Regions from separate parts of the Homo sapiens genome. Here all the other regions are linked to region 1. Evidence: chromatin loops called from intact Hi-C (ENCODE). Cell type or tissue: dorsolateral prefrontal cortex. All regions are shown on one strand. Links, peaks and the distances in the headings refer to the core of each region. The heading gives the core; the rest is flanking DNA.

Region 1 (7,380 bases), core at 1,482-6,481:
TAAAGGCTGTCAATATTTTTATCTTCCCACCCACATGGCACATTCCCATGAAACTTAGCCCCAAGCAGAAGGCTGGCAGTAATTTGTTCAGCTCGCATGTAGGGACAGGCATGTCCTTGGCTTTAAGCTAAAAATCTGTCCCAGGTCCTCCACCTCCTGAGGAGCACTTACATTTCCATTATCTCACAGGAGCCAAATCTCTAACTGCTACCCTTGATTCTAGACTCATTTCAAAGCCCATGAGGTCCATGGGGAGGTGGTTATCTCGTTTCAGAGTGTATTAGCTGTTTTGAGCTGCTGTAACAAAATACCGTAAGGCTGGGTGGCTTCAACAACACGTGCTTATTTCTTACAGTTCTAGAGGCTGGAATGTCCAAGACCAAGGTGCTAGCCAATTTAGTTCCTGGTGAGTGCTCTCTTCCTGGTTTGTAGACACTGCCTTCTCACTGTGTGCTTGCATAGCAGAGAGAGGGCATGGGTGTCTCTTCCTCTCTTTATAAAGACACTATCATCATGGGGGCCCTACCCTCATGACCTCATCTGACCCTAATTACCTCCCAAAGGACTCTTCTCCAAATAGCATCACATTGGGGGTTAGGGCTTTAACAAATGAATTTGGAGTAGTGGTGGGGGAAACACAATTCAGTCCATAGCATACATCCTAGTCTCCTTACTTTTCTCTTTTAAGGTTTTATATGTCATTGCGGTATGTCTACTATGGGGTGGTATGTGTGTATGTGTGAAAGCCTTTACACATTTCACCATCTTCATCAGAAGTCTCATAAAAATTTCTTGAATTGATGACAGACAACAGGGACGGTACGTTAACTGGGTTCTTCCTATTGTCTCTGGAGTTTCAGCAAAGGCCTCAAAAATAGAAGGCAATACAACAGATGCCAGGTACTCCCATTCCCCCATCTTAAAGGGTGATGATAGAATATGAACTAGTCTGCCAGCATTACTAATCATCCACCCTCAGTCTATATAAGAGAATGAAGATTGTGTCGGACAGTTACCTGTGGGCTCTGTATTTCCTCTCCTGCCACTCTGGGGCGGGAGAGGGGAGCCAAGTGAGATAAAGCCTTCTACTAGAACCTCTTAGAATGTTTGGCTTGTGTCTCCTGGAGTTTGGAGATCCACAGGGATAGTGTCTTAACCCCTACCTGGGGGAAGTCCAAAAGCAAGATGCTGGCTAACTGTGCTGGGATGGTGAATAAGGTGGGAGCCATGGGGAGTGAGCTGCACTGCCTTCGCCACTGGGGCAAAGATGCATGAGTTATCCTGTGAGCCAAGTGGACACACAAGCTAACGAACTTGGAGTCATTTAAAAGAGATCCTTCCCAGGCCGCGTGCGGTGGCTCATGCCACCTTCCCAGCACTTTGGGAGGCCGAGGCGGGCGGATCACGAGGTCAGCAGATCGCGACCATCCTGGCTTACACGGTGAAACCTCGTCTCCACTAAAAAAAATACAAAAAAATTAGCTGGGCATGGTGGCGGGTGCCTATAGTCCCAGCTACTCGGGAGGCTGAGGCAGGAGAATGGCGTGAGCCCAGGAAGCGAAGCTTGCAGTGAGCGGAGATCGAGCCACTGCACTCCAGCCTGGGCGACTGAGCGAGACTCTGTCTCAAAAAAAAAAAAAAAAAAAAAAAAAAAAACAAAACAAAATAAAAGGGATCCGTCCCATGAGAGATAACCAGAGAGGAAAGGGACTCCTGCCACGGGAGTGAGTTTTACATGGGGTAAACCTCCTCCAGAAGGCCAAAGACTTGGGGGAGGGGAGTCATAGACAGTGAACCAGAGGAGGACCACTGCCAGCAAGAGAGTTCTAAAAAAGCCCACAAAGGTGCATAAGAGAGAAAAGCCAACATTTGTGATTCCTCCTTGTCCATAGGGAACCGATTTTGGAAGGTAACAGCATCCTGCACTAACCAGGAAAGTCTGTGTTCTTTCCCTTCAATCCCTTCTCCTCCTGGGAGGAGGGGGTCAGAAATAGCAGCTAGCCAGTGGGAGAGGAGGAGCAAACTTTGAGGAGCAAAGGCAGGGATGTGGAGAAACCTACCATACCACTTTTAATATAGCAAGCTTCAAGTCTGAAGCAGGTAAAAGCAGGGGTAGGGGAGAACCTTTAGCCTGAATAAAGTTTAAAGTTTTGTTCTGTACTATATATTTTCTACTGCAATATGACTACTGTCATGACTGAAAAATACTTGAAAAGTGAAAGGATCTGCAAGAGATTTCATGCAGGATACAGAACTATGCATAGAGCAAGTGTGAAGGGGAAGCAGAAGAGTTTTCTGATTATACACCGTGTCTCCCCCTGTCTTGAAACACCCCAGCTCCTTTGATAAAAATATTCAGTATTAGAAATGGGTTGAGGAGTAAAAGTTGATACAGAATATAACAAACATGATTTAAAATTTATTGACTCCAAGTATCTATACACACTGATTTACATTTTTTTCACATTTATTAAGTCCCACCAAAAGTATGGGTAACCAAAATCCATATATACTCTAATAAAGACAGGGCATACACCTCTGGCATATTTTTATTATTTTTTTCATTAAAATGTTATTGGTTTCTTATTTTATATAAATTATATAAAATGTGAAGCTGGGTAAAAGTAGTCAACTAGTAAAAATTTTATACATTTTTACTGAGTATATGCCATTATAAGAACGTATGGAAATGGATATATATATATATGGATGTATTTTTTGAGAGAGGGTCTCACTCTGTCACCCAGGCTGGAGTGCAGTGGCATGATCACAGCTCACCGCAGCCTCAACCTCCCGAGTAGCTGGGGTACAGGAACGTGCCACCACACTCGGCAAATTTTTTTTTTTTTTTTTTAGAAATGGAGGTCCTTCTACGTTGCCCAGGCTGGTCTCGAACTCTCAGGCTCAAGCAATCCTCCTGCCCCGGCCTCCCAAAATGGTGGGATTATAGGCGTGACCCTTTGCGCCTGGCCCACTTTTGTATTTAGGATGCAGGGCCCTGAGATTGGCATCTAGGAAAATTCTGGACTTAGGCCAGGGGAGGGGGCATGCCTGGATCTCTTACAAAAACTTGCCACGCCTCCAGTTGGTCATGATGTGGGCCCCTGGTAATGAAGGACCTCCACCATGACCACAAGTACTTTAGTCAGAAAACAGCTCGAAAACGTGTGAAGAGAGTCCACCAAACAGGCTTCGTGTGAGCAACAAGGCTGTTTATCTTACCTGGGTGCAGGCGGGTTGAGTCCGAAAAAGGAGTCAGCAGAGGGTGGTGGAATTATCATTAGTTCTTATAGGTTTGGGATAGGTGTACAAAGTACATTCTTAAGGGCGGGGGAGAATATTACAAAGCACCTACTTAAGGGCAAGGGGGAGAATATATCCTGTCAGTTAGGGTGGGGCAGGAACAAATCACAATGGTGGAATGTCATCAGTTAAGGCTATTTTCACTTCTTTTGTGGCTCTTCAGTTGCCTCAGGCCATCTGGATGTATACGTGCAGGTCATAGGGGATATGATGGCTTAGCTTGGGCTCAGAGGCCTGACAACGTCTATTTTGGGTTTGATTCTGGCCCACCACCTCCACCTCGTACTTTCCTATCCTCAATTTCAACCTCTAGAAATTAGGCAAACTGGAAAGTAAACTGATGCGGGTCGTGTTGCTTCAGCTGGGGACAGGATTTCGGTGGGCGCTCCTGCCGGGGTCCGTAACCTCCCACACAGCTAACGTTTACAGGCCCGTTTATATTATCACGAATGGTTTTCAACCATTTCGTGTCCATCCCTAAATTAAGAGGCTTGAGGGGCGGCACGAAAGAGCGAAGACACCTCCGCACGGTCTCCAAACCCCTAAGTCCAGAGGCCTGGAGCATCCCCGGAAAACCAGATCCCTCTCCAGAGAAGCCCTTCCTTCCGCTCCGCCCACCCCGCGCGGAGGCCACAGGGGTCACGTGGCGGCCGCGGGAGGGGGAAGTGGGCGGCTCTGCGGCCGCCATCTTGAGGATTCGGAGGCGGGGCGTGCAGAGCTCAGGGCGCGCGCTTCGCTTCCCCTCCCCTCGCCCAGCCTCGCGCCGGCGTCTGTGCTCCTCCCCACTTTTCTTGGTTCCTGCGGCCGCTCCCTGAGTGGAGGAGCGGGGAACCCCGGAGGCGGGGGGGGGTGTGTCGGACGCGTGCTCGCGCCCTCCAACCGCCAGCCGCGGGGGCGCGCTCGGCCGGGCCCCCGGGGCGACGCGGGGCCGAGGGGAGGGGGCTGCTCCCGCGGCTGAGGCGGCGCGCAGCGGCCGAGGTGGCGGCGGCTGCAGCTGCGGCGGCGCGCTCCGAGCCTGCGTCTAGGGCGCCCCCGGGTCAGAGCTGTCGCCGTGGCCGCCGCTGCAAGAACCATGTACCGCAGCAGCGCTCGCTCCTCCGTCTCTTCCCACCGGCCTAAAGACGACGGCGGGGGCGGCCCGCGCAGCGGCCGCAGCTCTGGCTCCTCCTCAGGCCCGGCTCGCCGCAGCTCACCGCCGCCTCCGCCCTCCGGCTCCTCGTCGCGGACCCCGGCTCGCCGACCCCGCTCGCCCTCAGGGCACCGCGGCCGCCGGGCCTCGCCGTCCCCGCCACGGGGTCGTCGCGTCTCCCCGTCCCCGCCTCGGGCCCGTCGCGGCTCCCCGTCGCCACCGCGGGGCCGACGACTCTTCCCGCCGGGCCCGGCCGGCTTCAGAGGCAGCAGCCGGGGGGAGTCCCGCGCCGACTATGCCCGGGACGGCCGCGGAGACCATCCAGGCGACAGCGGCAGCCGGGTAATCCCACCCCTCGTCCAGGACTCCCTCCATCCCCCAGTCCCCTCCCCCGGAATTCCCGTTTCCAGAAACGCCCGGGGCCTCCAGACCAGGGTCCTAAGCGCGAAGCCTCCGGCCAACTCCCTCGGGGATGCCGAGCCTGGAGGCTTCTGTCAGACCCGGGAGCGTTGACACAATAACGGACTCGGGAGCGCACGGGCGTCTCGTCGGGAGTGCGCGCTCCGTTCCTTAGGAATAGGCTGTTTCTCTCATGCCGGGTGAGGTGTGGAAAGTTTGCCAAGGCGAGGGGCATTTCGTCCAAACCGTGTGTCTTGGTACTTTTTGTAGAGTTGATGTGTCCTCGGGGTTCCGTACTTTTCATCCCCTTACACCTGAGCTGCCTTCCTGGATCTTAGGGGAAAAAGCCGAAATGTCCGTTTTTGTGGCGAGTTAGGGACGCTTGAACCCTACCAGGCTTTACGTCTAGAGTGTAAACTGTTAGCTTAAATGAATTGGAGCTGCTGCTTCGGAATGAAGTGTGCAGGACCACAGTCACTGCCATAGCCACTACCTCTTATCGAGTTCTATGTCAGGAATTATGCCTAGCCTTTCACTTTGCACATTATTTTAACCCTCACAAGTCTTTGAAGTGAGGCAGTTAATACTATTCCTTGTTGTACAGCCGAGGAACCAACCCAGAGAGGTTCAAGTAACTCGACTGAGGTGACACGGCTAAGTGGTGGAGCTGTGCTTCAACTCAGATCCGCCTGGTTCCCCAAATCCATGATTTGAACCTCTATGTTTCACTGCTAGAGGAACGGAGCATGAGTTTAAGTTTAGTTTTAGAAATAATGTTGACCTTTAACCATAACCACCACCCCAAGAGATCCTCTAGGTAGAGTCTGGTTTTTGGGAATTTGTTTTATTTTTAGTTCATCAATCTTTTTATTATTATTATTATTTGAGAAAGAGTCTCACTCTGTTCCCCAGGCTGGAGTGCAATGGCATGATCTCAGCTCACTGTAACCTCCGCCTCCGGGGTTCAATCAATCCTCCCGCCTCAGCCTCCCAAGTAGCTGGGATTATAGGCGCCTGCCATCATGCCCGGCCTCTTTTTTTAAACTTAGTAACAAAGTTCTGCTTTTTTGAGTGGCTCTCTAACATGTATGTAAGTACTGTGAGTACTTTGGTCATGGTTAAATTGATTTGTCACTATGTTAAGATTTCCAGTTGAGCAGTGCCAGTGTGGGTGGCAGTCACTACAGAGGAAGGAAGAACAGAATGCTTGTTTACACAACCTCCTTTTCTTCTCCAGTGCGCAATGTATTTGCTCCAGTCTTTTCTGTCTGAGTAAATAGCATCATCCGTTGCTTACATCAGAAACAGCCATTATCTCCCTTCTTCCCACATCTAATTTGTCAGATTACCTCATCTGTCTAACCCGTTAGCTTTACCTCTAGAATACATCCCCAAAACTGCCATCCTCCTGCCATCACTCTGGTCTAAGCCCTATTACCTCTTGCATGGATTGTTGCATTTGGCTCCTTTACACTCCGCCCTTGCTACCCTCCAGTTTGTTCTGGAGGTTACACAGAAATCAAATTGATTTTTAAGCCCTCATTTTATACATTTGACATGTATTTATTGAGCATCTACTTTGCATTAGGACTGTTCTGGACTACCCTGGGGATACAACAAAGTACAAACCAGAAAAAAACTCCTATCCTTATAGAGTTAATATTCTAGCAGGGAGAGTTGGATAATAAGTTGAAGTTAGAAATGCGATGGTATGTTAAATGTAATTAAGTACTAAGAAGGACTAAGAAGTACTAAAATAGGGCCGGGCGCGGTGGCTCACGCCTGTAATCCCAGCACTTTGGGAGGCCGAGGCAGGCGGATCACGAGGTCAGGAGATCGAGACCATGTTGGCTAACACGGTGAAACACCGTCTCTACTAAAAATACAATAATTAGTCGGGCTTGGTGGCGGGCACCTGTAGTCCCAGCTACTTGGGAGGCTGAGGCAGGAGAATGGCATGAACCTGGGAGGCGGAGCTTGCAGTGAGCCGAGATCGTGCCACTGCACTCCAGGCTGGGGACGACAGAGCAAGTCTCAAACAAAACAAAAAAAAAAGGACTAAGAGCAGAGAAGGGAGTTACAGTTTGTGTGCGTGTGTGTGTATGTAATATAGTGTTGCTCTGTCACCCGGGCTTGAGTGTAGTGGTGTGATCATAGCTCACTGCAGTCTCAAACTCCCACGCTCAAGCGATCCTCTCACCTCAGCATCCTGAGTAGCTGGGACTACAGGTGCGTACCAACATCCCAGCTGATTTTATTTTAAAAAAATGTTTTGGTGTGGGGAGGGATTTCACTATGTTGCCCAGGCTGGTCTCAAACTCCTGGCCTCAAGTGATTCTCCTGCCTCAGCCTCCCAAAATGCTGGGCTTACAGGCATAAGCTACCATGCCTGGCCCGGGGAGTTAAAATTTTTGAGAGTAGTCAGGGAAGGCCTCCTGGGAAGGTGATTTTTGAATAAAGATCTGAAGGAGGTGAGGGTGTGCTGTGCAAGCATCTGGAGGAAAAATGTAGTCAGATGATGTCACTATCCTGTGTAAAACCCTCCTATA
Region 2 (7,380 bases), core at 1,199-6,198, 200 kb after region 1:
AGGTGGAGCTCCCCAGACAGCAAGGGAGGAAGCCCCACCCCCTCTCCTTACCGGGAAAAGGAAGGGGGAGGAGTAACAGCGCAGGCATCCCTAGCAGCAGGCAAATGCGCTCCCTAACTGCCCAGGCCCCCAACACCCTGAAAGGGCAGCGGCTGGCTTGTAAGGTAGTCCCCGGCCCAGTCAACCAGCCCGCCTGCCAAGAGTGCTGGATTCCCAGGACCCCGGGACCGGAGTGCTCCCTTTCTACTCCCTGGCGACCCAGCCCGGAGGGCCGGGCTAAACTACACCCCCGCCCCTAGCGGGGAGACAGCTGGCGGGAGGAATGCAAAGGCCCTGCCAGGCAGGCGGGCTGCGGGCGGGAGGCCGGCGTGGAGCCCAAGCCGGCCTTATATGGGCACGGAGGCCGCCCGCTTATCTAGGGGGGCGGTCTTCTATCAGGAAAGTGAGGATGGACACCTGTCCCCTAGGACGAGGGTCGTTAATCCGGCTCCACTCCACATCGGTGGGCACCTATCCACCTGTCCTGGGCCAGAAAGGGAGAGGGACCCCACTCCCTTCCCTCCTCTCACATAGGCAACCCAAACACACCTTGGTCTCCCCACTGCTGTCAGACTCCGACACCTGGTAGGTGAGATCTGTCTCTTCAAAGCCAGTGGCACTCATTCTCTGGTCTGTTGTGGGGTCTGAACGGGGTGGAGAGTCTGGCGAGTTGAGGCAGGTCTGAATCAGTGCCTTGCCGGTCTCACTGGTGATCATGGGCTGCAGTTTTCGGGTGGCAAAGGTATACACATGGCCTGTCTCACTGGCCACCAGCAACAGCACCTGTGTCCCTGTCAGCGTGGACAGCTCATAGGCCTGAGGGGTGAGGAGGGAGATGGGCAGGTCAGCAAACTTTTTATCTCTACCTTCCTTGAGAAGTTGGAAAAAGAATTATACAGTGATGTCATTCCCCCATTCCCATAATGACCTTCGTCTCTAATGACTCTGAGGGCAGGGTGTCCTATCAGGATCTCTGGAAGCAGCAAAACTACCCATGCTCCTCCTTTGAGGAGCAGCCCCATTGACCTGAAGATACCCCAAGCAAACAGTAACAGCCCCCAGTGATGGAACATATAACTTCAGGGGATACGAAGGACCCAGCTAGCTGCTCCCCAACACAGCTTAGTGCCTGGAATGTCCCAGAGCCTCACCCCTTCTCACTGTCACAGGGACCAGGATGGATCCCTACCTATCACACTGGAATTTGTACAAGACATTAGTGATAATGGACCATTTAAGCTCCAACTGTCCCATGTTTCTTTCCAGAAACTGCACAGGCTCCAACTTGTTGCCACAGCCTAGTTTCTCCTTTTGCCCTGTAATACTTTACTGCCCTTACTCCTTTGTCTTGGGAAGAAGGTTATGGAAGGAGAGAAGAGAGTTTTCCTTAATTACCTCCCCCCACAATCTTCTCCACTGATGATCAAGTGACAAGGGACACTGATACAACAGTGTCTGGAGTGATGGGAGACGAGACCTAGATTAGCACTAAACATCCTGCCATGAGCCCAGGAAGGGGACCTTCAAGGATGGCCCCATAGATGCCATACTCTCCCAACAAAGTTCTGCAAACCACCTTGGAAGCAGCTCTGGTTTCTACATGGGACAGAAATAAACACCAGCCAGTGTTCCCAAGGATCCAGCTCCTTGTCTCCCAGTTCCTCTGCTTTCATCTCTTCCCTTATCGTCTACACCCCAAAATGACTCCTTTCCTCAACACTTTTCACTGGCTGGCAGAAGAGGAATTCCTAGGTACCTCTGCAAGCCTCCCTGACTTCCCCCAAACCCCATCCAAGCATAGATTCTCCCTAGGGCTGGAAACCCCACTTGTCCTAACGGCAGGAGATTCTGCAGCGGGTCCTGCCAGGAGCATGTGGTTCCCAGTGGATGCCATGGAAGACTCACGGCCGGCGCAGGACTAGGTTCCTGCTGCTCAGGGCAGCACCAGTTCTCCTGCCCCGCTCCCTTACCTGGTCCCTAACCCTGCCTGTCCTTCCAACCAGCACTACTCTCGTGGTGCCCACTTCCTCCCACACATGTTCGCTCATTGTTGTCATGCAGCTCCAGCCTCCTCACCTCCATACCTTCTCGTTTGCTCCCTGCTTTTCCGGCGCCCTCGTCCGAACACCGGAGTGCACTGGACCTACTGATCCCGGGTTCTCATTATCCACCTCCCCGGCAGCCTCGTAGCCTCCCATCACCGCTCCTCACCCCTTCACTCAGCAAGGGCCCTCTTCCTCTCTGGCGCCGGTCACTCCCACCTCTGCGCCTTTCCCCACGGTTGCGAGCGTTCGCGGGATCTCCCCTCTCCCCACATTTCCCCGGCGGCCCCTCCCCTTCGGCCCTCCCCGGGCAGGAGCCATCCCCTCCCACACACCTCCTGCGGACTCGCAGCCTCTCACCTCCGCCTCGGCTCTGCGGTCCTCCCGGGCTCCCTTTGCACATCCCCACCCCAACCGGGCCCCGGGGCCGGCCAGCCCCCCGGCTTGGTACCTTCTTCATGATGCCCGTCTTCCTCTTGCTGAAGGTCGTGTAGCGCCGCAGCTTGTTGTCGATGAACTCCATCTTGATCTTCACGCGGCCCCGGGTCTTCTTACCCGGCTTGGCCCCGCTCACCGCGCCGCTCACCGGCCCGTAGCCCCCGGTGGCCGCTGCCGACGCCTCGGGCCCACCGACCACCATACCGATCTCCATCTCGCTCAGGCTCCGCTTCAGGCCGCGCCGCTCGGCGCCCAGCTCCTCCTCCTCGCCCGACTCCGAGTCGCCCTCGCTGCCGCTGTAGAGGGCCCCCGCGGTGGGCGCCGGGGTGGTTGCCGCCGCTGCCGCAGCCTCCCGCTCCAGGCGGCCGGGCCCGAGCCCCGCGCCATTCCCGGGGACCCGGCCCCCGTTAGCCCCGCGTGTCCCGCCGCCGCCGCCCGGCCGCCCCGTCGGGGTCCGGTTCAGGCTGCCCCCCAGGGCCGAGCCCCGGCCCAGAGCCGCCGCGGCCCCAGCTTGGGTCGGTAACATGGCGCTCGATGCAGGAGGGCGGACGGGCAGTCAGCGAGGAATCGGAGCCGCCGCAGCCGCCGCCATCGGCTTCCCGGCTCAACCCGGCACTCCCGCTGCTGCTAGTGCCGCTATCGCTGCCGCGGCCGCCGCTGCGAACCCGGGGCCCCTGCACGCCCGGGCCGACCTGGGCCCTCACTTTCCTGCCCCTGTGGCCCGGGTTGCCCCAGGCCGCGCGCAGCGCCCCCTGTCCGTCTGCTAGGGCGGCGCGCCGGGCGGCCGTCAGCGTCCCCCGGGGGGCAGGGGCTGCTGGCCGCGGCCGAGACGGCGGGTGGAGGGGGCCGGGACCACGCGCTGGCGGCGGAGGGATCCCCCGACCCTTCCCCCCATATAAAGAGATACAATGTTTCCTTTTATGGCGAGGCCGCTCCTTATATGGTGAGCCCCAGCGCCCCCGCCCCATTGGTCCGTGGTTCCGGCACCTCCGCTCCCCATTGGCCCACAAGAGGGCGCTTATTTGCATAGACATACCGAACTCGTTGCTGTCATCTCGCGTCAGACCGCGACTCTGAGAGGGGTGGAGCCGACGCCTCTTAAAGGAACCGGAGAGCAGGCACGATTCCGCCTCCCTGAACCCGAGAATGATAGAACGGTTTGGGAGGCACCCGCGGAGAAGGAGGCTGGGACTGGAGCGCAGTCTTGCGGAAGAGAGGGAGCAGCACTAGTAAATGGGCACCGGGACCGCTGGAGGCAAACACTGGGGAAACCCCTGGGTGGATTGTGGGGTTTGCAGTAAATAAAAAAATACAGCCCAAATTCCAAGGGAGGAGTGCAGGGATTGATTGGAGCATTTCCTCACGCCTTCCTAAGGGAGGCACAGTTATTGGCTGAGCGGAGAGAGCTTGGGTCCCCGCCCGGTGTCCAGACTCGTCGCGCCCCAGCCTCTCAGCTCTAACTTTTCCCCTACCCCCAACTTCCCTTCCCTTTCCCTCGCTTTTGTAGGCGACGAAACTTTCCCACCGGGCTGGCTCGAGGATCTTCATTCATCATCCTCTGCACTGGGGGGTCTTTGGCAGACATACATCTGGAAAAGGCTGGTGGAGGGGAGGGCGAGAGAGAGAGATCGGCCTCCCAGTCCTGAGGCGGGCAGGGAGGAGAGACGGAGATCAGGGAGGAGAGATGGAGATCAGTGAAGACTTCCAGCTGCAGGCTGGACTTGGGGAGGAGGACGTCCCGAGGATAAAGCCCACCCTACAGCCAGTGCAAAGACTTGGGAAAGTGTGGCCCGACAGAAAGTTTAAGCCCAAGCAAGCACGCTCGCGCACACACACGCACATACACACACTTCTCTGGAAAGCCCGTTGGAGAAAAAAAAAAAAGTTTCACACAGGGTATCGCTCTGTCGCCCAACCTGGAGTGCAGTGGCGGGATCTGAGCTCATTGCAACCTCTGCCTCCCGGGTTCAAGCGATTCTCCCACCTCCGCCTCTCACGTAGCTGGAACTACAGGTGCGCGCCACCACTCTGGCCTAATTTTTGTATTTTTTGTAGAGATGGGGTTTTGCCATGTTGCCCAGACTGGTTTCGAACTCCTGGCCTCAAGCGATCCTTCCCCCTCGGCTTCCCAAAGTGCTGGGATTATAGGCATGAACCACCGTGCCCAGCAGAAAAAAAAAAAAAAAAAAAAAAAAACTTAAAAGATTAGAACTGGGGTGCTGCAAAGTGAGGTTCAAGCTCTGGGTCTGGGTCTTTTCTCCAAAGCAGTGAAAATAGCTTGGACTTTGCTGTTACAGAATTATTTAAATCTGGAATCTGCCTCTTGGTAAGCCCTGTGCCTGGAAACAAGTGACAAGTGATCTGATCTCTCCAGACGCAATATTCATCAATGCTGCTATCCATTCCCTGAGTTTTTTTTTTTTTTTTTTTTGAGACAGAGTCTCGCTCTGTCGCCCAGGCTGGAGTGCACTGGCACGATCTCGACTCACTGCAACCTCTGCCTCCCCAGTTCAAGCGATTCTCCTGCTGCCTCAGCTTCCCAAATAGCTGGGATTACAGGTGCCCACCACCACACCTGGCTAGTTATTTTGTGTTTTTAGTAGAGATGGGGTTTCGCCATGTTGTCCAGGCTGGTCTCGAACTGCTGACCTCAAGTGATCCTCCCACCTCGGTCTCCCAAGGTGCTGGGATTACAGGCATGAGCCACCATGCCGGGCCTATTCCATGAAATTCTTAATGCAGATTTAATGACATAAAGACTAAAGGGCAGAGTAATTGGTCAGTGGTTAGGCAATAGGAGTTACCTGGAGTAAGTCACCTCATCCTAGGGATAAAGCATCTTGGCATGTTTAAGGGGATGGGAGGCAGTGATTATTCCTGCCCGAAAAATTATGGAGATTAAATAAAGCAGTTGATTGTAACCTAGTCATTACTGGTAGTGGTAGTGATATCAATTCAGTATACTACAATCAACATTTAAAAGAATAAATTAATGGGTATCACAAAAAGCAAGGGCAAATATTGTTGCATAAAATGTTTGTTTGCATTATATATAGGTTGAACCCTACAAAATTGCCATTTTATAGGTCAAGAAGGTGGGATATTGTCAATTTCTCATAATTCAGTGTATGTGTGTAATGGATGACAATATTAACTGCATTTCTTACTGTGAGTCACAATCCAAAAGCTTGAAAAATACTGAAATAAAATATGTGCAAGTGATCAGTAAAATATAGTGTGTATTTTGTGTGTATAGTGAATAAAATATAGTGTGTATTTTTTGTCATATAGAGATAAGGTCTCCCTATGTTGCCCAGGCTGGTCTCAAACTTCTGGGCTCAAGCGATTCTCTCACCTCGGCCTCCCAAAGTGCTGGGATTAAAGGCCTGAGCCACTGCACCCAGCCCCCAATAGTTTTAAAGAGGTCTCCCCTCCCTCCACTAATTTACTCTTTACAACAGGTACTTAAACATATGGAACGTGTTAGCCCAAGAGGAAGAACAGGTCAAACAGATAAATAGGTTCCAGAAGGGTTTTAGGGACCACAAATGATGCCTGGGGTCATGTTTTGTCTGAGCACCATAATATTACAGCCAAAGCTCTGGGATTTCATTCCCACCTGCCCTCTAAAGACCCTTTCATTTGCGCCCCCTAGTTTAGACACATGCAGGGGTGACATCCCTCAGCAGGGACAACTGCTCTCTGTCACATCTATAGGGGAGGGTGTCTGGGAAGAACGCAGTCCTTAGCTTCCCTTCAAATAGGCTGCCCTCTCTTCAACTTCTCCCAACTCCTGGGTCATTGCACACCAGTGTTAGTGTCACAGCTTCTCTGTCTGCTTGGGATGGCCCATCTTCATGTCCTTTGTCACCACAGGGAGTCAGGAGGAGACCTCTACCCACACTATTGGATTACTGCAGGTTCCAGAGCCAAAAGTATTGCTAGGGATAAAGTCAAAATCAAAAACTGTCTCATAGAGGTGTTTTATTTGGACCTTATAACATTTAAAAATCATAAGAGTTTACATAAAAATCTGAATGTCTGGCCGGGCGTGGTGGCTCATGTCTGTAATCCCAGCACTTTGGGAAGCTAAGGTGGATGGATCACTTGAGGTCAGGAGTTCAAGACCAGCCTGGCCAACATGGTGAAACGCCATCTCTACTAAAAAAATAAAAAAGTAGCCGGGCATAGTGGCACACATCTGTAATCCCAGCTACACGAGAGGCTGAGGCAGGAGAATCACTTGAACCTGGGAGGCAGAGGTTGCAGTGAGCCTAAATGGGGCCACTGTACTCCGGCCTGAGCTACGGAGTGAGACTCCTTTTCAAAAAAAAAAAAAAATCTGAATATCTGACCTCTCTCAAAAAAATCAGAATTTTTGGTAACACTGGGCCTAGGTACCCACAAAAGCATTATAACCTGGAGCTGATGGTGGCCATAGAAGAGGCTCTCCACTTTACCATAGACTCCACGCAGCCTACTGAGCCTAGGTAAGCTCCTGCCTGGCTGCTCTGAAATGTGAAGTTGAAATGTTCCTCCGAAAAGGCCTGATCAGAGTAGCACCTTGCAACAGATGGGAGCTCATGTCCACCCCAGACCATGAAGGGCCTCTGTAAGTGCATGGGAATTTCAGCCAGATCCCTCACACCACACAGATTCCACCCTGACCTTTCTTTCTTTCTTCTGATTTTTATCACCTAACTAATAACAAACAAAAATTAAGGATTGCTTTTAAAAATTACTGTCATGGCTGGGTGCAGTGATTCACACCTAAAATCCCAGCACTTTTTGAGGTCAAGGTGGGAGGATAATTTGAGTCCGGGAGTTTTGACACCAGCCTGGACAACACAATGAGACCCCA
Region 3 (7,303 bases), core at 1-5,000, 450 kb after region 1:
TTTGGGAGGCTGAGTCAGGTGAATCACTTGAAGTCAGGAGTTCGGGACCAGCCTGGCCAACGTGGTGAACCCCTGTTTCCACTAAAAATACAAAAATTAGCCGGGCATGATGGTGGGCGGCTGTAATCCCAGCTACTTGGGAAGCTGAGGCAGGAGAACCGCTTGAACCTGGGAGGCAGAGGATGCAGTGAGTTGAGATTGTGCCATTGCACTCCAATCTGGGCAACAGAGCAAACTCTGTCTAATAATAATAATAATAATAATAATAATAATAATAATAATAATATAACGGGCTGGGTGAGGTGGCTCACGTCTGTAATCCCAGCACTTTGGGAGGCTGAGGCGGGCGGATCATGAGGTCAGGAGTTCAAGACCAGCCTGGCCAACACAGTGAAACTCCGTCTGTACTAAAAATACAAAAAATTAGCTGGGCGTGGTGGCAGGTGCCTGTAATCCCAGCTACTTGGGAGGCTGAGGCAGGAGAATCAAGTGAACCCGGGAGGTGGAGGTTGTAGTGAGCCAAGATCACACCATTGTACTCCAGCCCGGGCGACAGTGCGAGACTCTGTCTCAAAAATAAATAATAATAATAATAATAATAATAATAATAATAATAATAATATAATGCTGTTAATAATACCAGCCCAGCAAAATTGTTGTGAAGAGTAAAGGCCATAAGTGTAAAATGCCCTGGCAGATAAGTATTAGTGCAATTGTTGATATTAATATTAATAAGGCATTGCAAACAAAGGTAGTAGAGAAGGCTGGGCACGAGCTCCAGGACTCAACCTCCAGAGCCTTTTCAGTTATATAGATAGAGACATTCCCCAAGTTGAGTTCAGCTTCCACTTCTTCCATGAAGCATCCCAGGATTGTCCCTGCTTACCCTGGTTACTTCCTTCCCGAGCTCAGGCCTCCTGCCATGGGCTCCCTGTGTTCCACATAGGTGTGGTTTATCTCCCTAATGAAGGAGTGCCTGTGAGATACTTGGGGCCAGCTCTAGATCAAGGAGACCCCCCTGACTCAAAAGTCATGGACCTTCCCCCACCACGTACATGCACACATGCACATGCTTCTAGATGAAGCTGGAATTTTCCCCTCAAAACATGAGTCCTTTGGCTCCAGCCTTGATCATGGGAGGGCTGGGGGTAAATACCCTGGGAAGAGGCCTTGGGTCCTATCCTGAGCCCACTGATAAGCGTGAGCTGTGAGTGAACTTGAGACACCCTGAGTCCTATTGAACTAGGGCAGGCATCCTGAGGGCAAGAAGGACAGGACAGGACCTCACACTGTTACCCATATGACATCATTGCATATCACATCACACACACTGGCTACCCTAACCCCACCTTCTATGGATGTCCATCCAGTTTGTTCTCATTTCTCTATACCTCTAAGAGGGGCAGCCTCCCTATCAACACTGTGGGCTCCAGGGCAGGAGGACATAGGAGCCCCAGAGCAAGGTGGCTGGGAGGAAGAGTACAATGGGAAGAGTATAGTGGGGACCCTCTATATAGGGTCCCCTCCCCAGAGGTCCCCTCCCCAGAGGGACCCTCCCCAGAGGTCCCTAAATATCTCTTGTCCTGCCTCCCTGCAGCCCATCAGTACCCAGGGAGGTCCAGAGTGAGGGGATGGGCTTCGGCAGACTGAGGAGGGACAGAGAGGAAGGCAAAGAGGGGGCTCACCTGTGGGTAGGGCTGGACACCCAAGGGCCAGGAGAAGTAGCAGCCATGTACCGGCCATGGCCCACTCGGAAGGAGGCAGGACCCAGCTGCAGACCTGAGTTGCGGCTGGGGGAGGAGGCACCCACAAGACTGCCTTCTAGGCCACAGGCCCAGCTGCACCTCAGCTGCTCTACCACGAGCCGTTTCCCCTGGTGACGGGCCCCTACTCCTGCCCTGGCCCCCAAACCCAATCTTGTCTCACGGGCCAGGGAGCACAGGGTGCCTCTCCCACACCAGGAGCCGGACACCTGCACTCCCTCTGAAGAGACAGCACTTCAGTCTGCAAAGTCCCGCTTCAGGGCAGCTACCATCCACAGGACACGGAGCACCAGGTGGCTTGACAGGGGCTTGACATACAGCCCTTCACTTGATCCACTCAACCACTGAGTTACATTTCACAGGTGAGGCAACTGAGGCTCACAGAGAGTGAGGGACCCGCCCAGGGCCACACAGCTGACAGGTACCAGAGCCAGGGCTTGAACTGTTTTTAGATGGCTGGCTTTATTATAGGCAAAAAGATACCCAGGGCCAGGCGCAGTGGCTCACGCCTGTAATCCCAGCACTTTGGGAGGCTGAGACGAGCGGATCACAAGGTCAGGAGATCAAGACCATCCTGGCTAACACGGTGAAACCCCGTCTCTACTAAAAATACAAAAAAATTAGCTGGGTGTGGTGACGGGCACCTGTAGTCCCAGCTATTCAGGAGGCTGAGGCAGGAGAATGGTGTGAACCCGGGAGGTGGAGCTTGCAGTGAGCCAAGATTGTGCCACTGCACTCCAACCTGGGCGACAGAGCGAGACGCCATCTCAAAAAAAAAAAATAAAAAAAGATGCCCAGTAAACTTTTTGCCATGTTGTTACAGCCCTCCTTTTATTTATTTAATTTTTTTTTTTAGAGATGGGGTTCTTTCTTTGTTGCCCAGGCTAGAATGCGGCAGTACAATCATAGCTCACTGCAGTCTTGAACTCCTGGGCTCAAGTGATCCTCCTTCGTCAGCCTCCTGAGTAGCTAAGACCACAGGCATGCGCTACCACACCCAGCTAATTTATTTTTATTTTGATTTTTTGTAGAGATGGAGTCTTGCTTTGTTGCCTATGTTGGTTTCGTACTCCTGGGCTCAAGCGATCCTCCTGCTCTGGCTTCCCGAAGTGCTGGGAGTACTGGTGTGAGCCACATGCCTGGCATTTATTATACCATTTTAACTTTTTTTTTTTTTTTAAGAGACAGGCTTTTACTCTGTCACCCAGGCTGGAGTGCAGTGATGCGATCACAGCTCACTACACTCTTGAAATCCTGGGCTCAAGCAATCCTCCCACCTCAGCCTTTTGGATTTTTTGGAGACAGTCTGGCTTTATCACTCAGGCTGGAGTGCAGTGGCATGATCTCACCTCAATGCAACATCTGCCTCCCAGTCCCAAGCGATCCTCCTGCCTCACCTTCCCAAGCAGCTGGGACCACAGGCACATGCCACCACACCCAGCTAAATTTTTGTGTTTTTTGCAGAGACTGGGTTTCATCATATTGCCAGTCTGGTCTCGAACTCTTGAGCTCAAGTGATCCACCCTTCAAAGTTCTGGCATTACAGGCATGAGCCACTGTGCCTGGCGTCCTTTTGTTTTTAATCAGACATTCTGTTACAGCAGCCATTCCTTTATTGTTAGACATTTGGGTTTCCAGTTTGGGACAATGGCCATCTTTGTTCATAAAAGCTTTTCCAAATTTGCTTTTTTTTTTTTTTTTGGAGATGGAATCTCTCTCCGTCACCAAGCTGTAGTGCAGTGGTGTGATCTCGGCTCACTGAGACTTCTGCCTCCCGGGTTCAAGCGATTCTCCTGCCTCAGCCTCCAGAGTAGCTGGGACTACAGGCGTGCGCTACCATGCCCAGCTGATTTTTGTATTTTTAGTAGAGATGGGGTTTCACCATGTTGGCCAGGATGGTCTCGATCTCTTGACCTCTCAATCCGCCCACCTTGGCCTCCTAAAGTGCTGGGATTACAAGGGTGAGCCACCGCGCCCGGCTACTTTTTTTGTTTTTGAGACAGGGTCTTGCTCTGTCACCCAGACTGGAGTGCAGTGGTACAGTCAAGGCTCACTGCAACCTCCACCTCCCTGGCTCAAGCGATCCTCCTGCCTCACCCCCAAATTAACCTCTCCAGTAGCTAAGACCACAGGCGTGCGCCACCACCTGGCTAATTTTTTGTATTTTTGTAGAGATGGGATTTTACCATGTTGCCCAGGTTGGTCTAGAACTCCTGAGCTCAAATGATCTGCCTGCCTTGACCTCCCAATGTGCTGGGATCAGACTTGAGCCACCACACCCAGTCCCCCAAATTTACATTTATTTCCTTAAAATTATTGTCTAAAGGCCTCTGTAATTTTTTTGTGGTTTGTTGTTCAACTATTAAAAAATTATTTTTTTCTAGCTGGGCGCGGTGGTTCACGCCTGTAATCCCAGCACTTTGGGAGGCCGAGGGGCGGGGGGTGGATCACGAGGTCAGGGGTTCAAGATCAGCCTGACTAACATGGTGAAACCCCGTCTGTACTAAAAAATACAAAAATTAGCCAGGCATGGTGGTGCGTGCCTGTAATCCCAGCTACTCAGGAGGCTGAGGCAGGAGAATCACTTGAACCCGTGAGGCAGAGGTTGCAGTGAGCCGAGATGGTGCCATTGCACTCCAGCCGGGGTGAAAGAGCGAGACTCTGGCTCAAAAAGAAAAAAAAAAAAGAGACAAGATCCTGTTATTTTACCTGGACTGGAGTGCAGTGTCTATTCACAGATGTGATTGTCAAACTCATGGCCTCAGACTACAGAGTAGCTGGGACTACAGGGGCATGCTTCCATACCTGGCCATCCTAACCATTTGTAAGCATACATTTCAGTGGCCATTCATACTGCTGTGCAACCATCACCATCATCCATCTCTAGAATTTATCTTGCAAAAATGAAACTCTGTACCGTGGCAACCACCATTCCCATTCTACTCTTTCTTTCTTTCTTTTTTTTTTTTTTTTTGAGATGGAGTCTCACTCTGTCGCCCAGGCTGGAGTGCAGTGGTGTGATCTCGGCTCACTGCAACCTCCACCTCCCAGGTTCAAGTGATTCTTGTGCCTCAGCCTCCCAAGTAGCAGGGATTATAGGCAACTGCCACCATGCCCGGCTAATTTTTGTATTTTTAGTAGAGACAGGGTTTCACCATGTTGGCCAGGCTGGTCTCAAACTCTGACCTCAAGTGATCTGCCCACCTCGGTCTCCCAAAGTGCTGGGATTACAGGCGTGAGCCACCGTGCCTGGCCACCAACATTCTACTTTCTATAAATGAATTTGACTACCTCATTCAAGTAGAATCATACAGTATTTGTTTTTTGTGACCGGTTCATTTCATTTAGCACATGTCAAGTTTCATCCATGTTGAACCACGTGTCAGAATTTTCTTCCTTTTTAAAGCTGAATAATATCTCATTGTATGTATAGAGCACATTCTGCTTATCCATTAATCTGTGGGTGGACACTGGGCTGCTTCCACATTTTAGCTATCACGAACATGACTTAATGATAGCTAAAGTGGTATTGACCTCAAAGGAAGAGGCTGAAGCACCAAATATCATTTAAAGAGTTTACTTGATGATGCCTGTAATCCCAGCACTTTGGGAGGCCGAGGAGGGAGGACTGCTTGAGGCCAGGAGTTCATAATGATATCCATTATGAACACAGATATCTCTTTGAGACTTTCCTTCTTTCTTTCTTTTTTTTTTTTTTTTTTTTTTGAGACGGAGTTTCGCTCTTGTTGCCCAGGCTAGAGTGCAATGGCACGATCTTGGCTCACCACAACCTCCGCCTCCCGGGTTCAAGAGATTCTCCTGCCTCAGCCTCCCAAGTAGCTGGGATTACAGTCACCGCCACCATGCCCAGCTAATTTCGTATTTTTAGTAGAGATGGGGTTTCTCCATGTTGGTCAGGCTGGTCTTGAACCCCCGACCTCAGGTGATCCGCCCGCCTCGGCCTCCCAAAGTGCTGGGATTACAGGCGTGAGGCACCGCGCCTGGCCTTGAAACTTCTTTAGTCTGGTGCCAGCCTCACTCGATTTCCGTCTGGATGGCTATTTTAATAATCCTGTGGATGGCGCTCTCCTGACGGTCCTGAGGGAACACTCTGCCTCCAGGGCTGCGCTCCCGGCCCTTGCTTTCCCAGGGCTGCCTGGAGGCCGCGGTCCCCGCGCGTTCCCAGGCACAGCCCGCGCCCAGGTGCGCGCCGTCGCGGTGGGTTCCCCCCCGGGAGGGGGAGGGAGCGGGGCAGGTGTCCCTAACGACTCTCCCACCCTCCAGCCCAGGGAGGAGCTGGCTCGGGCTCGGTTACCACATTACAGATGGGGAAAGAGCTCTCCTGCCTCTTTCAGATTGCAGGATCTTCCCAAGAACCGGAAGGAGGAAGACCCCCTCCACCCCCGCCCCCGAGCCAGCCGCCTCTATCTGCAGTAGCTGACCCTTCCGCCTGTCCGCTCCGGCTCCCGCGGGGCTCAGGCGTCCCTGGCCACCGCAGCCTGGAAGCGTTCCTTGCCTGCTCCTCACATTGGTCTCCTCTTGCTGAGATCCCCGAGTCTCCCTCGGACCCCATAGTCTTGCTGGCCCTGAAGACGCCTTGCCCTGGGCGGACGGCCTTTTAACTGGACTTGGGCGAACCTATCATTCGCTGGCCAGGACTCGTTCCCAGATATCTAATTTAATCCTCACAACCATCCCACCAGGTGTTACCGGCTAAGGAAACGGGCCCAGAAAAACTAAGTTGAAACGGCGAAGATACCCTAGCAGGCCAGTGGTGGAGCCAGCTGGAGGCGGCAGTTCAGCAGAGGGATGTGTTTACAGGGCTGTCTCTTCCAAAGCTCATTCACAAGGCTGCCGGGGCAGAGAAATGAAATAGGGGCGCCCATCTGCGTGCCTGGGGCATGGCAGGTGCTCACGCTAATTGATACCTCCCCTCCATTTTTTCTTATGTACCGGTGGAAAACCGAGGGCCCATGGAAAGCTGAGACGAGCCACGTAGGATGTGAAAAATAAAATTAAGAAAAAGTAGGCCGGGCGTGGTGGCTTACGCCTGTAATCCCAGCACTTTGGGAGGCCAAGGCGGGCGGATCACCTGAGGTTAGGAGTTCGAGACCAGCCTGGCCAACATGGAGAAACCCCGTCTCTACTAAAAATACAAAATTAGCCGAGTGTGGTGGCACGCGCCAGTAGTCCCAGCTACTTGGGAGGCTGAGGCAGGAGAATCGCTTGAACCCAGGAGGTGGAGGTTGCAGTGAGCCGAGATCACGCATTGCACTCCAGCCTGGGCAACAAGAGCGAAACTCTGTCTCAAAAAAAAAAAAAAAAAAAAAAAAAGTCCCCTTCAGGAATGCTGACAGGGGCACACCTATTTAATTTATCAAATGAAAAGCTACAGTGTTATTTATAACAAAAAAAATCACCTAAATGTTCAATGATAAGGAAATAGCTAAATAAAATATGGTGGATATGCACGATGAAATAGTATACAAGCCTAAAATGTTCATTCATTCTTTCATTCAGAACCATTTATTGGTCTCTGC
Region 4 (7,380 bases), core at 844-5,843, 140 kb after region 1:
TGCCCCGTAATCCCAGCTACTCGGGCAGCTGAGGCAGGAGAATTGCTTGAACCCAGGAGGCGGAGGTTGCTGTGAGCCGAGATCTCACCATTGTACTCCAGCCTGGGCAACAAGAGGGAAACCCTCTCTCAAAAAAATAAATAAATAAATAAAAAGATACTGAGGAACAAGATGGTGTGTGTGTGTGTGTCTGTGAATGTGTGTTCCTTGTCTTTGGGGGGGAATGGAGGGAAGGTGTGAGCGAGGATAAGGAGTGTTGGGGAGATTGCCTGTCAAGTCTGCTGGCACATGAGGCCTCCTTCCTAATCTGTGTATGCATGTTTGTGTGTGTGTGAGAGAGGGCACCCGGAGGTGGAGGGACAGGTGTGCAGCTGTGTCTTCATGTTTGCCCCATGGTCCGTGTATACCTAGCTGGGCCCAGCAGAGCAGTGGGCAGAAATACTCTGAAATCTCTATCTCCCTTTTGTATCTTAGCATTAAAAATATACATATTGTTGCATCTTCTCTGCACTCGCATACTTCAGTATTTTATCTTTCAGGAAGAATACGGAAGAAAACACTGATGGAGCTTTCCTCTGGGGAGTGGGGCTGGGGTCTCAGGACTTTCTTTCCACTGCATACTCTCTTGTTCCATTTGAAGGTTTTGTCATATATTTGTGATTGTCATAATAAAATGAGGATGAAATCAGTATTGGTGAACAATGAGTGCTTGCCTGTCTCCCTGAAGATACCGCCTCTATCAGCCTACTTACTACAGGGCTGAGCAGACTGTGAAGTGCTGTGAAATACATCCTCTCATTTAAACCACTCATTCATTCAACAAATATTTAATAAATGTTTCTTATGTGCCAGGCATAGTTCTAGAAACCAGGGATAGGCTAGGCACAGTGGCTCACACCTGTAATCCCAGTACTTTGGGAGGCTGAGGTGGGAGGATTGCTTGAGCCCAGGAGTTTAAGATAAGCCTGGGCAACATAGTGAGACCCCATTTCTATAAAAAATTAGCCAGGCATGGTGGCACTCGCCTGTAGTCCCAGCTATTCAGGAGGATGATGAGGGAGGATTGCTTGATCCTAAGAGTTTGAGGCTGCAGTGAGCTGTGACCATGACACTGCACTCCAGCCTGGGTGACAGAGCAAGACACCATCTCTTAAGAAAGAAAAGAAAGAAAGAGAAAAAAAGAGAAAGAAAGAAAGGGAGGAAGGAAGGGAGGGAGGAAGGGAAAGAAAGAAGAGAGAGAGAGGAAGGAAGGAAGGGGAAAGAAGGAAGAAAGAAGGAGAAAGAAAGAAAAAGAAAGAAAGAAAGAAGAAAGAAGGAGGAAGGAAGGAAGGAAAGGAAGGACGGGAGGGAGGAAGGAAGGAAAGAAAGAAAAAGAAAGAAAGAAGAAAGAAAGAGAAAGAAGGAAAGAAAGAAAAGAAAGAAAGCAGGAATACAGCAGTGAACGACCTTCTACTAGGTATAGAAAAACATGCAACAAAATTAATAAGTTATATGGTGTATGAGAAGGAGAAAAGGCAAGGTAGGGAAGGGTGATAGAGAGTACTGGGGGATGGAGGGCTGCCATATTGAATAGGGTGATCAGGGAAGGTGAAGTGTGAACAAAGACTTGAAGGAAATGAGGAGTGAGCCAGGAAGCTACCTGGGAGAACAGTGTTCCGGGCAGAGGGAACAGCAAATGCAAAGACTCTGAGGCAAGGGCATGGCTGACATGCTTAAGGAACAGCCAGGAAGCCAGTGAGGTGGCAGAGAAGTGAATGAAAGTAATAGAAGCTGGAGTTAGGGAAGTAAGAGGGTGACAGGATCATCTGGAGCCTTGTGAGCTACTGTGAGGTTTTCAGTTTTTACCCCAAGTGAGATGGGAACCACTGGAGGGTTTTGAGCAGAGGAGGGTCATGACCTAGATCACTCAAGCTGCTGAGTGGAGAGCAAACTGTAGCAGGGAAGGGCCAGGGGAGGTGTATAGAGAACCCTTGACATAAGTAATTCCATCTTAGAAAGACTCCATCACTGGGCACATTCGCTTATGCCTGTAATCCCAGCGCTTTGGGAGGCTGAGGTAGGGGGATTGCTTGGGTCTAGGAGTTTTGAGACCAGCCGTGGAAACATAGTGAGACCTCGTCTCTACAATTTTTTTTTTTTTGAGATGGAGTTTCACTCTGTTGCCTAGGCTGGAGTGCAGTGGCGTGATCTTGGCTCACTGCAACCTCTGCCTCCCGGGTTCAAGCGATTCTCCAGCCTCAGCCTCTGGAGTAGCTGGGACTACAGGAGTGTGCCACCACGCCTGGCTAACTTTTTGTATTTTTAGTAGAGACGGGGTTTCACCGCGTTAGCCAGGATGGTCTCGATCTCCTGACCTCGTGATCTGCCCACCTCGGCCTCCCAAAGTGCTGGGATTACAGACATGAGCCACCGAGCCCAGCCAATTTTTTTTTTATTAGCTCAGCATGGTGGCACGTGCCTGTAGTCCTAGCTACTCAGGAAGCTGAGGTGGGAGGATTCCTTGAACCCTCAAACTTGAGGCACGAGTTTGAGGCTGCAGTGAGCAATGATCGTGCCTCTGCACTCCAGTGTGGGCGACAGGGACCTTGTCACCAAAAATAATAAATAAATAAATAAATAAAGTTTTAAAAAACTTCATCTTACATTTCAAAAGGCATCAAGCCAACAGGGTCCAGATGTTCGCCTAACCAATGGAGACAACACCCAACCAGATAAGGGCATCACCCTTTACTATAAGTCCTCATCAGAGGACTCAAGGACCATAAAATGATCAGGACTTCAGCAGCTAGACACGGCCACCTTAACAGACCGAGTCTTGCTATCACTCGTGCCCAGCACCTGGTGTCTGCCTCTGAAGGCTCTGCCCAAATCAAGGACTCTTCCTTGCAAGCTCTTGATGACTATCCCCATCAGGCCGGGACTCTGTCCACAGCACTCTCCTTGGACTGGTTCGTTAACCCCTTTTCTCTTGATGTTAAATGTTCTTGTGTTTGATGTGAAATTTTAACCTGTAACATTTATATCCTTACATATAATACTATGGATGGTTTGCAATACAGTCTGACTTGTGGAGTGGCTCCAGCTTGCATGCCCGCGGCTCTGACTACCGAGTGAACAGGTGGTCCTAAGGAGAACTGACTTCTTGGGAACTCCGTGTGACGCCTAGCTTTTGTGATTGAAATAGCATCAGTAAAAACCTGATCTTGTGGACAGACACAAAGGTGGGTGGACCTGGTTCTGTCTGACCTTGAGCAGCTCACGACATGTGGACACCTGTTAGGAGGCTGTGGAGAGCCCAGAGGAGGCTTAGACCAGGGTGGTGGCCCTGTAGGCGGTCGTGAGATTTCAGATTTGGAAGGACGAATCCACACGAGTTGTCAATGGATGGGACGCAGAGTTTGAGAGAAAGGGAACGATCCAGATGACTCCGAGGGTCTTGGGCCTGAGCAGCTGGGAGGATGCAGCTGGGGAAGACGGCGGGGAGGAGGGGAGCAGAAGCGGGTGAGGTGGGGAAGCCCTCGAGTTCTGCCTGGACAAGGTCAAGTTAAGGTGCGTGTTAGGCATCCGAACGTCAAGTCCAGGAAGGGTGTGTTCCCGAAAGGGTCCCGGCTGGATCCTCCCAGTTCGTCGTCCCCATTCCACAGGTGTGGACTCAGCAGCCGGGCTCTGCGCTGGGCCGGGCGGGGTCACGTGGCCGCGGGCTGGCGCCCCCTGGCGCCGGAGAGCGCGGGCGGCTGGGGAATGGCTGCTGCCATGGTGCCGGGGCGCAGCGAGAGCTGGGAGCGCGGGGAGCCTGGCCGCCCGGCCCTGTACTTCTGCGGGAGCATTCGCGGCGGACGCGAGGACAGGACGCTGTACGAGCGGATCGTGTCTCGGCTGCGGCGATTCGGGACAGTGCTCACCGAGCACGTGGCGGCCGCCGAGCTGGGCGCGCGCGGTGAGGCCCTGGGGCCGCGGGACGCGGGGACGCGGGCGCGGACCTGGCTGGGGTGGCAGGGACCCGGCCTGTCCGCCCCCCCGACCCCCGGCAGCTGCGCTCCCGGCGCCCGGAGCCCGCCCTCCTACCCCGGTGCTCCATCCAGCGCCCCAGCCCGAGAAGGAAACGGGCCGGGGCTCGGGCTGCGTGGGTCCCAGCAAGCCTGCGGGTGTAAGGCAGACTCAGCATTATCTTGACCTTTGGTTCCTTCTTGGAGAACTCTGTCTTCAGCTGCTTTCAGAGCGTTTGTAGGGTGCAACAGAAAGAAGGTAGATTGGGCTGCTTTGCTTGGGCTCAGTTCCCACCTCACCCGCTGGAATCTTTTCCACCACCCAACACGAAAGGTATCCTCCTGCCTCCCCACCAACTTTTTTTGTTTTGTTTTGTTTTGTTTTTGAAACGGAATCTCACTCTGTCGCCCAGGCTGGAGTGCAGTTGCGTGATCTCGGCTCACTGCAACCTCGACCTCCCGGGTTCAAGTGATTCTCTTGCCTCAGCCTCCCGAGTAGCTGGGACTACAGGCACGCGTCACCACACCCGGCTACTTTTTGTATTTTTAGTAGAGACGGTGTTTCACCATATTGGTCAGGCTGGTTTCGAACTCCTGACCTCAGGTGATCTGCCCGCCTCGGCCTCCCAAAGTGCTGGGATTACAGACAGGAGCCACCGCCCAGGGCCTGCCTCCCCTTTTTCTGTGAAGACATCAGCACTCTTTTAGACCTGGCTGACCCCAGTTCTCACTATTACCCTCTCTCACATTTTTGTTTTGTTGATACAAGGGCCTCTCTGTCGCCCAGGCTGGAGTGCAGTGGTGCGATCATAGCTCACTGCAGCCTCGGCTTCCTAAACTCATGATCCTCCAGCCTCAGCCTCCTATTAGCAAGGACTGCAGGGGCACGACACCATGCCTGGCTCAAAATTTTTCTGTAGAGATTGGGAGTCTCACTATGTTGCCCAGTCTGGTCCCGACCTCCTAGCCTCAAGTGATCCTCCCGCCTCAGGCCTCCCGAAGTGCTGGGACTATAGATGTGAGCCCCCATGCTGGCCTCATATTCTCTTTCAGGCCATTATTGTGTTCTGCTCCTGGCTGCTGGGTTTTTCTTTCTCTTTCTATTTATTTAGTTATTTATTTGGAAACAGTCTTGTTCTATTACCCATGCTGGAGTGCAGTGGCAAAATCTCAGCTCACTGCTAACCTCTGCCTCCCGGGCTTGAGCAATCCTCCCACCTCAGCCTCCCAAGTAGCTGGGACTACAGGTGTGTGCCGCCATACCTGGTTAAGTTTTGTATTTTTTATAGGGACGGGATTTTGCCATGTTGGCCAGGCTGGTCTTGAACTCCTGAGCCCAAGTGATCTGCCTGCCTCAGCCTCCCAAAGTGTTGGGATTACAGACATGAGCCGCTGAGTCTGGCTGGATTTCTCTAAAGCATATTTGATGTGCTGGTCTGGAATCTTGCAGATCCTTCCAGTTTGAAAATTGTATCTTGAATGCTTGTGCTTCTGCTCAGAAAACCTTAAGTGGTTTCCACTTATCCTACCCAAGAGCAGACCCACAATTTGTGGGACCTCATGCAATTCTGGGAGACCTCTTTAAAAAGACAAAAATCACAATACAAAGTTGCTGATGGTTTGGAAAGGGCCTGTGCAAGTGGAGGACCCTGAAGCTTACAGCTCATTAGTTCATGGTATATCCAGACTGCCTGGTGGCTCTCCAGGTCTTTAGTGTCATCTGAGGGAGCCTGTTAAAAATGCAGGTTCTGATCATCTGGGATAAAGCCTTCGAATATGTACTTTTTTTTTTCCCCCAAGACAGAGTCTTGCTCTGTCGCCCAGGGTGGAGTGCAGTGGAGTGATCTCCGCTCATTGCAACCTCCTCCTCCCAGGTTCAAGCAATTTTCCTGCCTCAGCCTCCCGAGTAGCTGGGATTACAGGCGCCTGCTACCACGCCTGGCTAATTTTTTAATTTTTAGTGGAGATGGGGTTCCACCATGTTGGCCAGACTGGTCTCAAACTCCTGACCTCGTGATCCTACCGCCTTGGCCTCCCAAAGTGCTGGGATTACAGGCGTGAGCCACCGCGCCTGGCCCGAATCTGTACTTTTTCTTGTTTTTTTTAAGATGGAGTTTTGCTCTGTTGCCCAGGCTGGAGTGCAGTGGTGCGATCTCAGCTCACTGCAACTTCCGCCTCCTGGGTTCAAGTGATTCTCCTGCTTCAGCCTCCCAAGTTGCTGGGATTACAGGTGTGCACCACCACACCCAGCTAATTTTTGTATTTTTAGTAAAGATGGGGTTTCACCATGTTGGCCAGGCTGGTTTTGAACTCCTGACCTCAAGTGATCCACCCGCCCCAGCCTCCCAAAGTGCTGGGATTACAGGCATGAGCCACCGCGCCTGGCCCTGGAATCTGTACTTCTAACAAGCTCCCCAGTGGTCCTACCCTGATGCGGTGGGCTGAGCCTCACTGTCCTGGAAGATAACATTTAATCAAGCTAAGACCCGAGATCCCTACCTTCTGGGCCTAGGATGCCTCTCCTACTTTTGGCTAAGTGCCCATGCACCTTTCCCTAATCAATGTCATCCACAGTTAGTGCTGCTGATGTTCCTCATTCGGCCCTAATCACATGTCCCACCTTGCATAGGGTTGAATTTTTCTTTTTGTGGCTATTCCATTTCCTCGCTGCTTTGATGAGATTGTCATGTTTGGTCAGGTCATCTGGCACAAGGCTCCCACCCTCCCTGAGCAGGGTGGGTATGGACATACAAGGGCATAGGAGTTACTGGGAGCCAGCATGAGGCATGTCCTTGACCAGCTTTCCCTCAACACAGGGGAAGAGGCTGCTGGGGGTGACAGGCTCATCCATGAGCAGGACCTGGAGTGGCTGCAGCAGGCGGACGGTGAGTGGCGCTCCCTCCTTCCAGCACCTAACTCCTCTGGAGTGCTGGGTTCCCCTGGACATCCCAGCCTCCACACCTAGAAGGGACTCCCAGAGTTCCCTCCTCACCACAGCCACACCGTCGTCTTCCTTATGAACCTCAAGTGCCCCCAATGCTGAGGCTTCCTCTCATCTTTCCTCCCAGTGGTCGTGGCAGAAGTGACACAGCCATCCTTGGGTGTAGGCTATGAGCTGGGCCGGGCCGTGGCCTTTAACAAGCGGATCCTGTGCCTGTTCCGCCCGCAGTCTGGCCGCGGTGAGCACCCCAAGCCTCCCTCCTGGCTTTCTATGGACCCAGCCCTCAGCTCCTTCCCTGGTGGGCTCTGAGCACCGCGCCTCTCCCAAGGGGTAAGGGAGCTGTGAGGGTGTGGATGGGAGGCAGCTTCACCTTTCCCTGCCCTTTCCAGTGCTTTCGGCCATGATCCGGGGAGCAGCAGATGGCTCTCGGTTCCAGGTGTGGGACTATGAGGA

What was found. Hi-C counts contacts between places; a loop is a spot of excess contacts. Peaks named below come from ENCODE experiments on the same cell type or tissue, not always from the same donor. Only the 100,000 strongest peaks of a DNase experiment are listed, where the experiment ranks them.
Region 2: it touches region 1 in a loop (7-fold over the local background); 22 of 110 quality-filtered maps call a loop at or near these places.
Region 3: a loop joins it to region 1, with 2.5 times the contacts of the local background. A loop is called at or near these places in 4 of 110 quality-filtered maps.
Region 4: a loop joins it to region 1, with 2.2 times the contacts of the local background. A loop is called at or near these places in 3 of 110 quality-filtered maps.

Annotation. Positions count from the first base shown.
Region 1 is chr6:43,366,361-43,373,740 of GRCh38, reverse strand. ZNF318 (zinc finger protein 318) reads left to right here and starts at 4,094. Exons shown (of 10, transcript NM_014345.3): 1 at 4,094-4,774. The coding sequence starts at 4,376. It overlaps LOC124901227 (atherin-like), which reads right to left and starts at 4,377. Exons shown (of 2, transcript XM_047419609.1): 1 at 4,354-4,377; 2 at 2,400-4,318. The coding sequence starts at 4,377. The coding sequence ends at 3,620. RefSeq lists silencers at 3,841-3,940, 4,131-4,330, 4,421-4,610, 4,621-4,690. In dorsolateral prefrontal cortex, for the core only: a CTCF peak has its summit at 3,980 (motif pointing left); DNase peaks (open chromatin) are centred at 4,030 and 4,933; H3K4me3 peaks cover 3,119 bases; H3K27ac peaks cover 2,185 bases.
Region 2 is chr6:43,167,322-43,174,701 of GRCh38, reverse strand. SRF (serum response factor) reads right to left here and starts at 3,433. Exons shown (of 7, transcript NM_003131.4): 1 at 2,533-3,433; 2 at 589-855. The coding sequence starts at 3,045. RefSeq lists enhancers at 2,005-2,214, 1,505-2,473, 3,500-4,229 and a silencer at 2,945-3,524. In dorsolateral prefrontal cortex, for the core only: CTCF peaks have their summits at 3,302 and 3,522 (motif pointing right); DNase peaks (open chromatin) are centred at 2,331, 2,701 and 3,531; H3K4me3 peaks cover 3,385 bases; H3K27ac peaks cover 3,394 bases.
Region 3 is chr6:42,910,510-42,917,812 of GRCh38, reverse strand. PTCRA (pre T cell antigen receptor alpha) reads right to left here and starts at 1,760. Exons shown (of 4, transcript NM_138296.3): 1 at 1,686-1,760. The coding sequence starts at 1,743. In dorsolateral prefrontal cortex, for the core only: no CTCF peak of the experiment used is centred there; no DNase peak of the experiment used is centred there; H3K27me3 peaks cover 1,003 bases.
Region 4 is chr6:43,225,818-43,233,197 of GRCh38, reverse strand. DNPH1 (2'-deoxynucleoside 5'-phosphate N-hydrolase 1) reads left to right here and starts at 3,717. Exons shown (of 4, transcript NM_006443.3): 1 at 3,717-3,937; 2 at 6,803-6,871; 3 at 7,055-7,165; 4 at 7,317-7,380. The coding sequence starts at 3,742. RefSeq lists silencers at 3,419-3,858, 3,919-4,108 and an enhancer at 3,436-3,935. In dorsolateral prefrontal cortex, for the core only: CTCF peaks have their summits at 3,516 and 3,722 (motif pointing left); a DNase peak (open chromatin) is centred at 3,697; H3K4me3 peaks cover 1,504 bases; H3K27ac peaks cover 924 bases.